Regions from separate parts of the Homo sapiens genome. Here region 2 is linked to region 1. A link is an interaction called in ENCODE POLR2A ChIA-PET data of the cell type or tissue named here. Cell type or tissue: PC-9. All regions are shown on one strand. Each heading gives the region's core, and the rest is flanking DNA. Links, peaks and the distances in the headings are about the cores only. Region 1 overlaps TENT2 (terminal nucleotidyltransferase 2). Region 2 has its middle 83 kb from the start of LINC01455.

Region 1 (5,380 bases), core at 179-5,178:
GCATGGATGTAGGGAAGTTGTACTGTAGTATTTCAAGTGAGAGGCAATGGTACTTGAATTAGGAAATGCTAGTAGTTAAGATGAAGAGAAATTGATGGATTTAAGCTGTATTTTAGAGGTGGAATCCATAACATTTGATGATATATTAGATTACAGTGTCTAAGCCTCTACAATATCGACATTTTAGGCCAGCTTACTTTGGTGTGGAGGGGCTGTCCTGTGTACCCTACTACATTTAGTAGCATTCCTGCCACCAATCCCCAGTTGTGACAGCCCAAAATGCCTATGGACATTGCCAGTCATCCTCTGGGGCAAAATTGCCCTAGTTGAAAACCATTGGGTTCGATTGAGAAGAAGGTTTTGAGGATTACACTCAAGTTTCTGGCTTCTACAGCTGGTGGCCTCATTTGCTGAGACAGAATAGAATGGAAGAGGAGGAAGATTTATATGTGTGCTTAATAGGGATTGACTCATGAGTCTGTGGACATGTGCCTTTAAGAAGCTTTTGAAGCATCAGAGTGGATATTTAGCATTGATAGTTGAATATACTGTGTATAGATCTGGAATTCAGAGGTTATTCATTGGCTAGAAATGTGTATTTGGCCATCATCAGCATACAGATGGTAATTGAAGCCCCAGGAAGAGAGTCTATGTCCAAGACTCGTTGAAATCGGTTGAGGAAAGAATAGGAGAACAAATGCAAACTAAGATTATACACAACTGTTTTGGGACATTTGGCAGTGAAAGGGAGGAGCAAAAGGTGTGAAGTTAGGACAGGCTTTTTTTGGTAAGGTGGGAGAAACTCTGGTCACAAATAAATGTTTGTGGGGAAGATTCATAGAGAGGAAAGAGGTTGACCACTCTGGAAAGAAAAGAACAATCATGAATAAGGTTTCCCACAAGGTGGAAGGGGAATGAGTCCTGTGTATAGGTGGAGTGATTGGCCTTAGGTAAGAGAAAAACTTTTTTGAACTGGCTGATAGGAGGAGAGGATAGGTATAGATACAGGGAAATTTGTAGATACGGTAGGGAGAAGTTAGTGGAGTTTCCAGAGTTGAATGGCATCTTCCCGTTTTCTCTCTCAATTACTATGCAAGATAATCTGTTGAGACTGGAGAAGATAAAGTAGGATATCAGAGGTTTGAGAATAGTGGAGAATGTTTGAAATACCATTTACTGAATGTAGGGAATCAAACTGACCAGAGAAACAGAGTGCAGAAGGTTTGAAACATTTTCTGGGTAGTATAGAGGGCTCACTTAAGATTGGTAATAATGAATTCATTAATAATAATAGTGAGTCAGTCAGCTGAATCTGCCAGCTCCAGGGAAAGATTTTGTTAGAAGTTTTTTTAACTACTTTGAGGATAAACATAAAGAATTGAATTTTGAAAATGAATACCCTCTGAGTTTAAATTTTTTCATGAGTTTTTTTTGTCTTTTTTAAGTTACTGTGTTAACAACTCTTTAAAGTAGAAATCTGAGTTATTCCTGAATTTTAACTTTTGTTTTTACTCTAGGTTTTAGAAGAATATATGGTTTTCTGCACAAAAATGAGAATGTAATCAGTTATCTAAGCCCCTGAATTCCATCTACAGTATTAAATTGTTCTTTGAAATTTCTGGTTAGTAGAAGGTATTATGTGAATTGACTTATTTGATTTTGAATTTTGAGTTGAAATGAGGTTAGGCTGAGGTTTTTCTTGGTATTGATTGTAAAATAAAAAGACAATTATTAAAGAATTGTTAAATTCCCTGTGTAATGTTAAATTTGAGAAGGGGCAAATTTTATGGAGCTTCTTGGCATCCTTGGAAGAACAGTTTGGGGATAGTTATCTTACAGATCTCTAAAGGACTCTGTCTTTTTAATTTATGTGTTTGTCAGAAAAATTCAAAAACCACTGAGATATAAATTTACATAGAACACCTAAGAGAGAACTCAGACAAAAGAGATCAAATAAAAACTTGTTTTTTTCCTATCTTTCTTTTTTGGGCAATTCTTTGGCCAAGTTCAGGTAATAGTAGGCGCCTAAAGTAATCAGACTTCAGGGGGAAAACAATCAGTAATCCAAACTGCCTTCTCAACCCACCAGTTTATAAATTAAGAATACTCCAACTTTGTCCTTACACAAAAACATAGTAATTTAACACACAAGAAGTGGGTTGTTTTAGGCATGACATTTTTCTAGTTCTATTTTGTTTCAGAATTGTTTAATTTGATGGGAAAGGGAATTGACTGTGAAGAATGAATTTAAACTTTTATTACACATCTGGCTTTATTTTCCTCAGAAAATTAATACCAGCTCTTTCTATAGCTACACGTAACAAAGATTAAGGCAATGAGAGAGCCTGAGAAATTGCCAGTTTTTATTGCAATGTTTATATGCTATAATGACCTGTTTTCTGGACCATAGTTTAATTTTATTTCTCCCATTTTGAAAGCTCATTGCTGATTGTGTTTGTAGATAGCACTTAGGCAAAAAAAATTTACATTGTAGTATATGATTAGGTCTCGGTATTTCCAGCTAAAAAGTTTTTTTTTTTTTTTTTTTTTTTTTGAGACAGAGTTTCGCTCTTGTTGCCCAGGCTGGAGTGCAATGGCTTGATCTCAGCTCACTGCAATCTCCGTCTCCTGGGTTCAAACGGTTCTGGGATTACAGGCATGCGCCACCATGCCCGGCTAATTTTGTGTTTTTAGTAGAGACGGGGTTTCTCCATGTTGGTCAGGCTGGTCTCGAACTGCCAACCTCAGGTGATCCACCCACCTTAGTCTCCCAAAGTGCTGGAATTACAGGCATGAGCCACTGTGCCAGGCTAAAAAGTTTTTTTTTTTTTTTTTTCCACTTTCTTTTACTCAAGGGCCCAGCTATCAGGGACAGGTGGTGAACTGCTGAGTATACCATGTGAAGGTTATACAGTGTTAAATACCATGTGAGAGCTTTATATATTGGTACATATAAAAACTTTTCTGGGGCTGGGTGCAGTGGCTCACGCCTGTAATCCCAGCACTTTGGGAGGCCGAGGCGGGCAGATCACGAGGTCAGGAGATCGAGACCATCCTGGCTAACATGGTGAAACCCCGTCTCTACTAAAAATACAAAAAAAAAAAAAAAAAAAAAATTAGCTGGACCTGGTGGCGGACGCCTATAGTCCCAGCTACTCGGGAGAATGGCATGAACCTGGAAGGCGGAGCTTGCAGTGAGCCGAATCGTGCCACTGCACTCCAGCCTGGGCAACAGAGTGAGACTCCGTCTCAAAAAAAAAAAAAAAAAAACTTTCTGAATCCCAGCCAGCACTTCACGTGTCCTTATGGCTTGTGTTGACTTCAGACAATGGCAATTTTATTGGTATTTAATTTGACCTTGACTTTGAGGACAAGTTACAATATTTTTTAGGAAAAATGAACATTCACATTTGGAAGAAATATTTATTTTTATTTATTTATTTTATTTTTTGAGATGGAGTCTTGCTCTGTTGCCCAGGCTAGAGTGCAGTGGTGTGGTCTTGACTCACTGCAACCTCTGCCTCCCAGGTTCAAGTGATTCTCCGGCCTCAGCCTCTCAAGTAGCTTGGACTACAGGCACCTGTCACCATGACTGGCTGATTTTTTTGTATTTTTAGTAGAGATGGGGTTTCATCATCTTGGTCAGGCTGGTCTCGAACTCCTGACCTCAAGTGATCTGCCCGCCTTGGCCTCCCAGAGTGCTGGGATTTCAGATGTGAGCCACTGCGCCTGGCCAGAAATATTTATTTTAATATTTTAGGCTACGTATAAGTAAATTTTTTGTGTAGTGAGAAATAGACTAATTAATTTTATAGTGATAGATCTTGGTAGATAGCCTAAGCAGTTAATTTTATAATGATAGATCTTGGTAGGTAGCCTAAGCAGATAATATTGTAGTGATTTAGACAAGTTTAAGAATAATCCACTTTATATATATGTTGTTGGAGGGATTTTTTTTTTTTTGAGATGGGGTCTTACTAAGTTACCCAGGCTATTCTTGAACTCCTGGGCTCAAGCTATGTTGCTGCCTCAGCCTCCTCAGTAGCTGATACTACCGGCATTTGCCACTGTACCTGGCTTGGAATAGTTTTTTTAAACTAAAAATTAGGAAAAATTTACCCCAGAATTAAAGAATATTTTTGGAGTGCCATTATGCATGGTCAGCTTGTTATTACATATATGATCTAAATCGTATATGATTTTTAGCCAAGGATATTTCATATTATACATTCCTCCTCTCTATTTTTTTAAGAACTATAACAACAGTGAGCCATCTCCTGGAATATTTCTCTAAATTAAAGCACCAGAAATGTTGTTTCAACATATATGTGCATTTCTCTTTTTGTCTCATCTGAACTCTCAATGTTTGTTCTAGGGTAAAGTAATATGATTTGATAATGTGAATCCCCAAGTTAATGGGTAGATAATGACGAAAATTCTTTCACATAAAAACTCATTAAATCTCCATTATAGTAGTCCTTGGGAAAGAAAAAGTGTTTCCATGCATGTAAAAAATGGAGAGGAACAAGAATATGGAATTTCATATTTTCCAGTCATTGTAAATTTTTTAACATGTGACTGTTTCTACATTAACAAGGTCATTCAGATGAAAGAACTTTATAAATATAATAACATTTCACTTGGGCATTGTGAAGGAATTTTTTTTTTGGAGACAGAGTCTTGCTCTGTTGCCCAGGCTGGAGTGCAGTTGCGCGATCTCGGCTCATTGCAACCTCTGCCTCCAGGGTTCAAGCGATTCTCCTGCCTCAGCCTCCGGAGTAGCTGAGACTACAGGTGCATGCCACCACACCTGGCTAATTTTTTGTATTTTAGTAGAGACAGGGTTTAACCGTTGTTGCTCAGGCTGGTCTTGAACTCCTGAGCTCCGGCAGTCCGCCCACCTTGGCCTCCCAAAGTGCTAGGATTACAGGCGTGAGCTACCTTGCCCAGCCAAGAAATTTATTTTGCTATTCAACAAATACTGAGTACCTACGGTGAATTCTAGGATTATGTTGATCTGATCTGCCTGATTCTCTACATCAGGGGTTGGCAGAAGGGCCAGATAGTAAATATTTAGGCACGTGGGCTATGTAGGTCCTCTGTTGCATATTCTTTTTTCTTTTCTTTTTAACAATGACTAAAAGTAGAAATTATTTAGCTTGCTGCCTATACTTGGCCTAAATAGTTCGCCAACCCTGCTCTAGGTCAGTAAAACTTAATCCTTCAAGTATCATGTAAAATTTTATGTTAGCCACTTTTACTGGAGATCTTTTTCACATTTGTTACAAACTTGGACACTTTTCTTTTTAGCTTTTTATTATGGAAAATATCAAACCATATACTAGAGAGAAAAACGTATCATAAATCCTTATGTTGCCCA
Region 2 (5,380 bases), core at 65-5,064, 220 kb after region 1:
TAGGAATGTCTGTTCTGGGACGCAGGGTCCAATTTGCCTCATTAGCCGGGACGCTGCACCTGCATTGGACAGGAATATGGTCCAAATTTGGAGGCCTAAGAGGAGAAAATCTAAGCCAACCTCTGTTGCTTCCAGAAGATTCCAGTCTTATGAAGTGAGACATCTGTCTCATTTGGGGTCAGATAACCACTGGACCCCAAGTTTACGAACATAGATACTTTGCAGTAAGCCAAGGGGCTTCCAAGAAATATGGCTGGTCTCAGAGTTGAACTGTGTTTGGGTTGACAGTGGCCTTTTAAATTCTCTGGCATCACCAGAGCCTGGCTGATGGGACCTTGCCTTTAATCAACACCGAGTAAAGAAACCTTCCAGGTGTGGGCTGGGGCTGCAGGGTACGGACTTTCCTGCTGTGTTCTCCTCCCCCTTGAGATGTCGGGGGACAAGGGCTTGGTTTGAGGTTTCCCGTGTGTTTCTTTGATGGAAGCACTGGGACCTTTGAAAATCAATCAGTAATATTCCTTCTGATTGGGGAAATCAGGGAGAGCAAACTGATCCCTATCTTTAAGGAAAGGTGGGATTTAGGCCAACATTTCTCACATCTGATTGCAGCTTAGAATTGCATGGGGCAGAGCAGTTAAAAAACTAACGCGTGGGATCTATCCAGACATTTCTCATGTAATTGTCTGGGGTGAGGCTCAGACATCCAATATTGTTTCTAAATCTCTTTAGCTGACGTTAATTGGCCAGGGTTGAGACACTCGGATTTCAGGTCCTCAACCGAAAAGAGAGTTTGTGTGTGCACTGTGTCCTGTCTCTCTAATTAGATGATAAACTCCTGGAGAGCAAGGATGGGGCCCCGTGTTTGGCATCTTCTCCCGCAGGGTTTAATGGAGTGCTGTACACCTTGGGTTCTCAATAAGCATTTAAATACAAATGCTTGGATGCATGAGCAAACAGCATTACTCTCTCAGAAATCTCATCCACTTGAGGCAGTGACAACTATTTTAAATACACTGCAATGCAGAGGCCCCTTTAAGGATGTCTGGGCCAGCTGGCCCTGCCACAATTACACTCAGCACCATTGTAACTGCTGAAGAAATGTCTAGACAGAAAAACCTTCCAGGCAATGAAAGGTAGAAGGTGTTTAGGGTGTATATATATATGTATATATTTAATTTTTGTTTTTGGCGAGTCTCAGGTAAAGAAAACAGAGAAGCCTCATCATAGGCAGATTATTTCCTTCTGTGACTTGCTGGGGAGGATTATCTCATTATCTGATTTTCCTTAGGGAAGTAAGACAAGACAATAGTGTCCCTTGTCTAAAAACTTCTGGAAGGATCCTCTGCAATTATCTAGATATACCATTATGATTCAAGTACCTGCGGGTCTGACCACTTCATTGATAAAGAAGGTTTATTAAGGAAATTAACAAAATCACCAGAAAATAGAGAGGTAAGTAAGAAGAACAAGTCAAGAGAGGGTGGAACTGGAGTTTAGAATGAAACCTTCCAATACAAGCCGTCTTTGCTAAATAACACTATCATCCATAGACTTTATTTTTAAAAAATGATGAGCATTTTGAATTTTAAAGGAAGCAAACACAACAGGGAGGAATTATGAATCAAGAATTTGATTGAGACTGGATGAAGCATCACAATTAAGCGCTTAAAATACCATAAAAAGTAAATTTCTTGCCTTCCTTTTCCTTCTGCTTTTTTTCCTTTCTCTTCTTTCCTCCCTCCCTTCCTTTTCTTAACACTAATTGAGCTGAGAAGCAAAACTTACCATCACATTTACTCAAAATGGTCATGATCTAATGGGGGAGACAGGAGGTGGCATCAGGAGCTCCGGCCCAGGGTAGAATGTGAGATGCTCCCAAAGGGAAGGGAGCTTTGCAAAGGGGACAAGATGTTTTAGAAAGAGGAGAAGCAGCATTCACAGATGAGTCCGGAACAGATTCTCAGAATCTGAAAGGCCATCTAAGGCCAACTTATCCAGGGTCCCTTATGGGATCCTAAACTGTCAGTGGTTTTATGACCTTTCTTCAGTATCTGTAGTCATTCAATTGCCAGACAGGTCAGCATCCCAAAGACAAATGATAGACAAAGTCTGTATCTGTCGATATCCATCAGGACTTCTTTGGTTATAAGAGACAGGAAATTGACAACCTGGTTGAAGCAAAAAAGGTAAAGGTAATTGAGTGCCTCATAGCACTGAAATGTTCAGAAAATAGTCCTGGCTTCAGTCGAGACTGAATGTAGGGGCTCAAATGACATCTACTCTGAATCTCTCAGCTTTGCTTCCCTCAGGTGTTGCTTCCTTGTTAGGCAGGCTTTCCCCTTGTGAAGGCAAGACAGCCACCACCTGCCCAAAGCTCCTGTCTGCTCAGCAACCCAGGCGGAAGAGGGCAGCTCTTTCCTGCTAGCCTTGGGCAACTCTCAGGCCAGCTGGAGTCAGGGCTGATGCCTAGACTAATCACTGTGGCCAGGGATGGAGGACACGAATGGACCAGGCCTGCTACAGAAACACCCCTGGGGCCAGACAGCGGACACAGCTCCACCCAAATCATTGAGAGTAGGGATGGGGCTGCTCCCCAAAACAAAACCTGGGGACTGAGACCAGAAGGGGCAATGGGCTCTGGCCAGTCAAAAACAACCCAAGTCCCCTTCAGTACAAAACACATACATCTATAAATCAGAAGAACAATTCATAGGAAAAATAAAGTAAAAAGGTAAAAATTCCCCCCCAAATCCCACAGCGTATATATAATGAACATATTTGCATTCAAAACCTTTTTCCTGTTCCTAAGCTAAAATGCCCCTCTACAGTTCTTATCCAATGACCCTAACTCCACCTTCCTTAGCTACATAGCAAAGGTTAACTCCTTTTAGAAAGCAGAAGACACCCTCCAAATGTTTGAAGACAGCTCTCATGTCCCTGCCAAGTCTTCCTTTCAGCCCAGTATTCTACCTGTGCCTCAGTTGTTCTGGTTTCCTGACCCACTGGGTCATGGCCGTGATCCTGCCTGAGGCTGGCTGCAGTTGGTCCATTCCTTCTTGACATGAGCTGCCTGGATCAGACCTCAATCCTTGATAGTGTGGATGGGCAAAAGGGGGCTGCCATTTCCCTTGCTCCGCATACCACCTTTTGTTCACAAAGCCTCTGATGACATTCACTCTCTTGGCAGCTCTGGCCCTCTGCTGGTTCATGCAGAGCCCAGAGTCCACCCAAACTCCCAAAAGCCTAAGTCCTCCCCAGAACACCTAGCCTCCCCCATTCCACACCACTGAATTCACAATTTGAACCTCAATGCAGGATATTGCAGGATATCACATGCATGTTGACTAAGCTTTCTGGTTGTTCCATTTTGGTTTGCTTTAGTTCCAGCCCGAGAGATGGTGTAGAGCCCCCTACTGCCACGCATGTGTCAGCTCTCTGACTCAATGGGAGTCAGAAGCACGTTGACCCAGGTGTGAGTCATAGGTGGGAGGGTGACAGGACCGAGCCAAGGCTACAGCACACACGTAGAGTGCTCACCTTGTTCAGCACACACTTAGAGTGTTCACCTTGGGTTGGCACCAGTGTGAGCATCTGTGGATGACCAGCTCTGATGCTCGCAAACTGTGCTGCCATCTATGCTGTACTTCCCTATCTGGTCACTAGAGGAAAGGAGATGACCTTTAGCCTGGGGTGAAAGTGGCTGGAATTTCAATAGAGATGGGGAGTGGGACTGGGGGCGATTTCTAGGTGTCAGAGCTCCACATATAAAACATGAGAGAGGGAAAGGCAGCCACCCTTGAGAGAGAAGCCCCTGAAGAGAGGGAACAGGTAGGGAATAAGCAGACGGCGAGAACCCTGAGGGCCTGCGTGTCAGTGAGGAGCCCGCCATTCAAGACGTTTGGAGCAGAGGCCTGATGGACTCGGAACTGCCCTATAGGAATACCCCGGGCTGCTGGGCAGGGAGGAGTGAGGCCACAGTAGCAGACTAGAATCTACATAAAGGAAGTTAAAGTCCCTAATCAGGACATAATGGTGGTGAGGATAGGGTGGGGGAACAGAGAAAAGGCATTCCAGAAATCAACTCAAAAGGACTTCGCAACTGTGTGTGTTTTGGGGCTGAACTGGGAGGTATAGAGAAAGAGTGATTAAAGATAACCCTAGGGTTTTAAACCAGAGGAAACTGGAAAGTGTTAATACCTGGATCAAAATTAGAATAATCAGAAAGAGCAATGGATTTGGAAAAAGAGAAATTGTGAAGGAAGAATTAGACTTTAGGTAAGTCGGTAGTATTGGTGGGATTCTGATGATGAGTGGCAGGTGGTTAGAAAAATGAGGGCAGGCATTTGTGGAGAAGTTGGAATTGGAGGTGACAATTTGGTTTGTTATATAGAAATAAGAATTGAAGCTTCAGAATTGGTGTGTTCAATATGGAAGAATGTGAATGCTGGTGAGGGCTGTGGACAGGTAAGTTGCGAGTGATAAAGTATTCTGCAATGGAAATTTCTATCATTAGCATCAGGATCCCATGCATGAGATAGGAGGAGAATAAAAAACCAATGAAGGAGAAAGAGAATGTAGGTGGAAATCTGAGATACTGCAGATCATCATAACCATAATTTGTCAAGACTTTTTTTTGCAAGTGATAAGAAACAATTCAAATTGGTTTAATAAAAAAAGAGATATATTGCCTCATATAACTGGTAAGTCCAGGGTAGTCCACATTCAGACGCATTCAGTGGCTCAAAGACATTGAGACTTATTTTTACTCCTACGCTGTATTCTACTTTCCTCTGTTGGCTCAGGACTCTTCTCTTTATGGTGACAAAATAGCAGTCAGGAACTCCATTCTATCTTCTGCCGCAGGAGGAACAAACAGTTCCAATGGTTGCCATTACATGCTCACCTCTGAGCCAATCTCTGGGGCCAAGAGGTGGCTATGCTCGGATGTGAAGCCACACTCAGCTCTGACTTGCTGGTCTTGGAGAGAGCAGCACCTCAACCTGGACACTGAAAATGGGATGCTGAGGGTGGGAGAGGGTTGGTTCCCTAGAGGAACACTGGGGTGCTGCTCCCAGAAGAAGGTAGAATTGACACAACCAAGACAGTGACTATCCACTACAGAAACCAAGGGAAGAACTTCAGGGAGGGTTGTAGTCAACAGTGACAAATGATGCGGAGAGGATGACGAAGAGAAGTGAATGGGCACAGACTTCAGACATGGTGGCTGAGTCATTTGTTTCTTTCAAAGATTGTAAATATGTGAGGAAAACAGATTTTAGTGGGTGAAGGGATGGGTGGGAGTAGAAACACTACAAAGGCAGGCAGGCATCTGCTATTTCAAAGAAGTCCATCCGTGAAAGGAAGCAGACAGACTAGCTTT

Evidence for each region. Peaks named below come from ENCODE experiments on the same cell type or tissue, not always from the same donor. Only the 100,000 strongest peaks of a DNase experiment are listed, where the experiment ranks them.
Region 2: POLR2A ChIA-PET joins it to region 1 with 19 read pairs; 2 of 35 experiments call an interaction of 5 or more read pairs at or near these places.

The regions. Positions count from the first base shown.
Region 1 is chr5:79,630,904-79,636,283 of GRCh38, forward strand. All of the region lies in intron 4 of TENT2 (terminal nucleotidyltransferase 2), which reads left to right. Among named protein-coding and RNA genes, the nearest start is that of TENT2, 21 kb to the left of the region's middle. In PC-9, for the core only: no CTCF peak of the experiment used is centred there; no DNase peak of the experiment used is centred there; H3K27ac peaks cover 560 bases.
Region 2 is chr5:79,850,771-79,856,150 of GRCh38, forward strand. No RefSeq gene overlaps it. Among named protein-coding and RNA genes, the nearest start is that of LINC01455, 83 kb to the right of the region's middle. In PC-9, for the core only: a CTCF peak has its summit at 3,439 (motif pointing left); no DNase peak of the experiment used is centred there.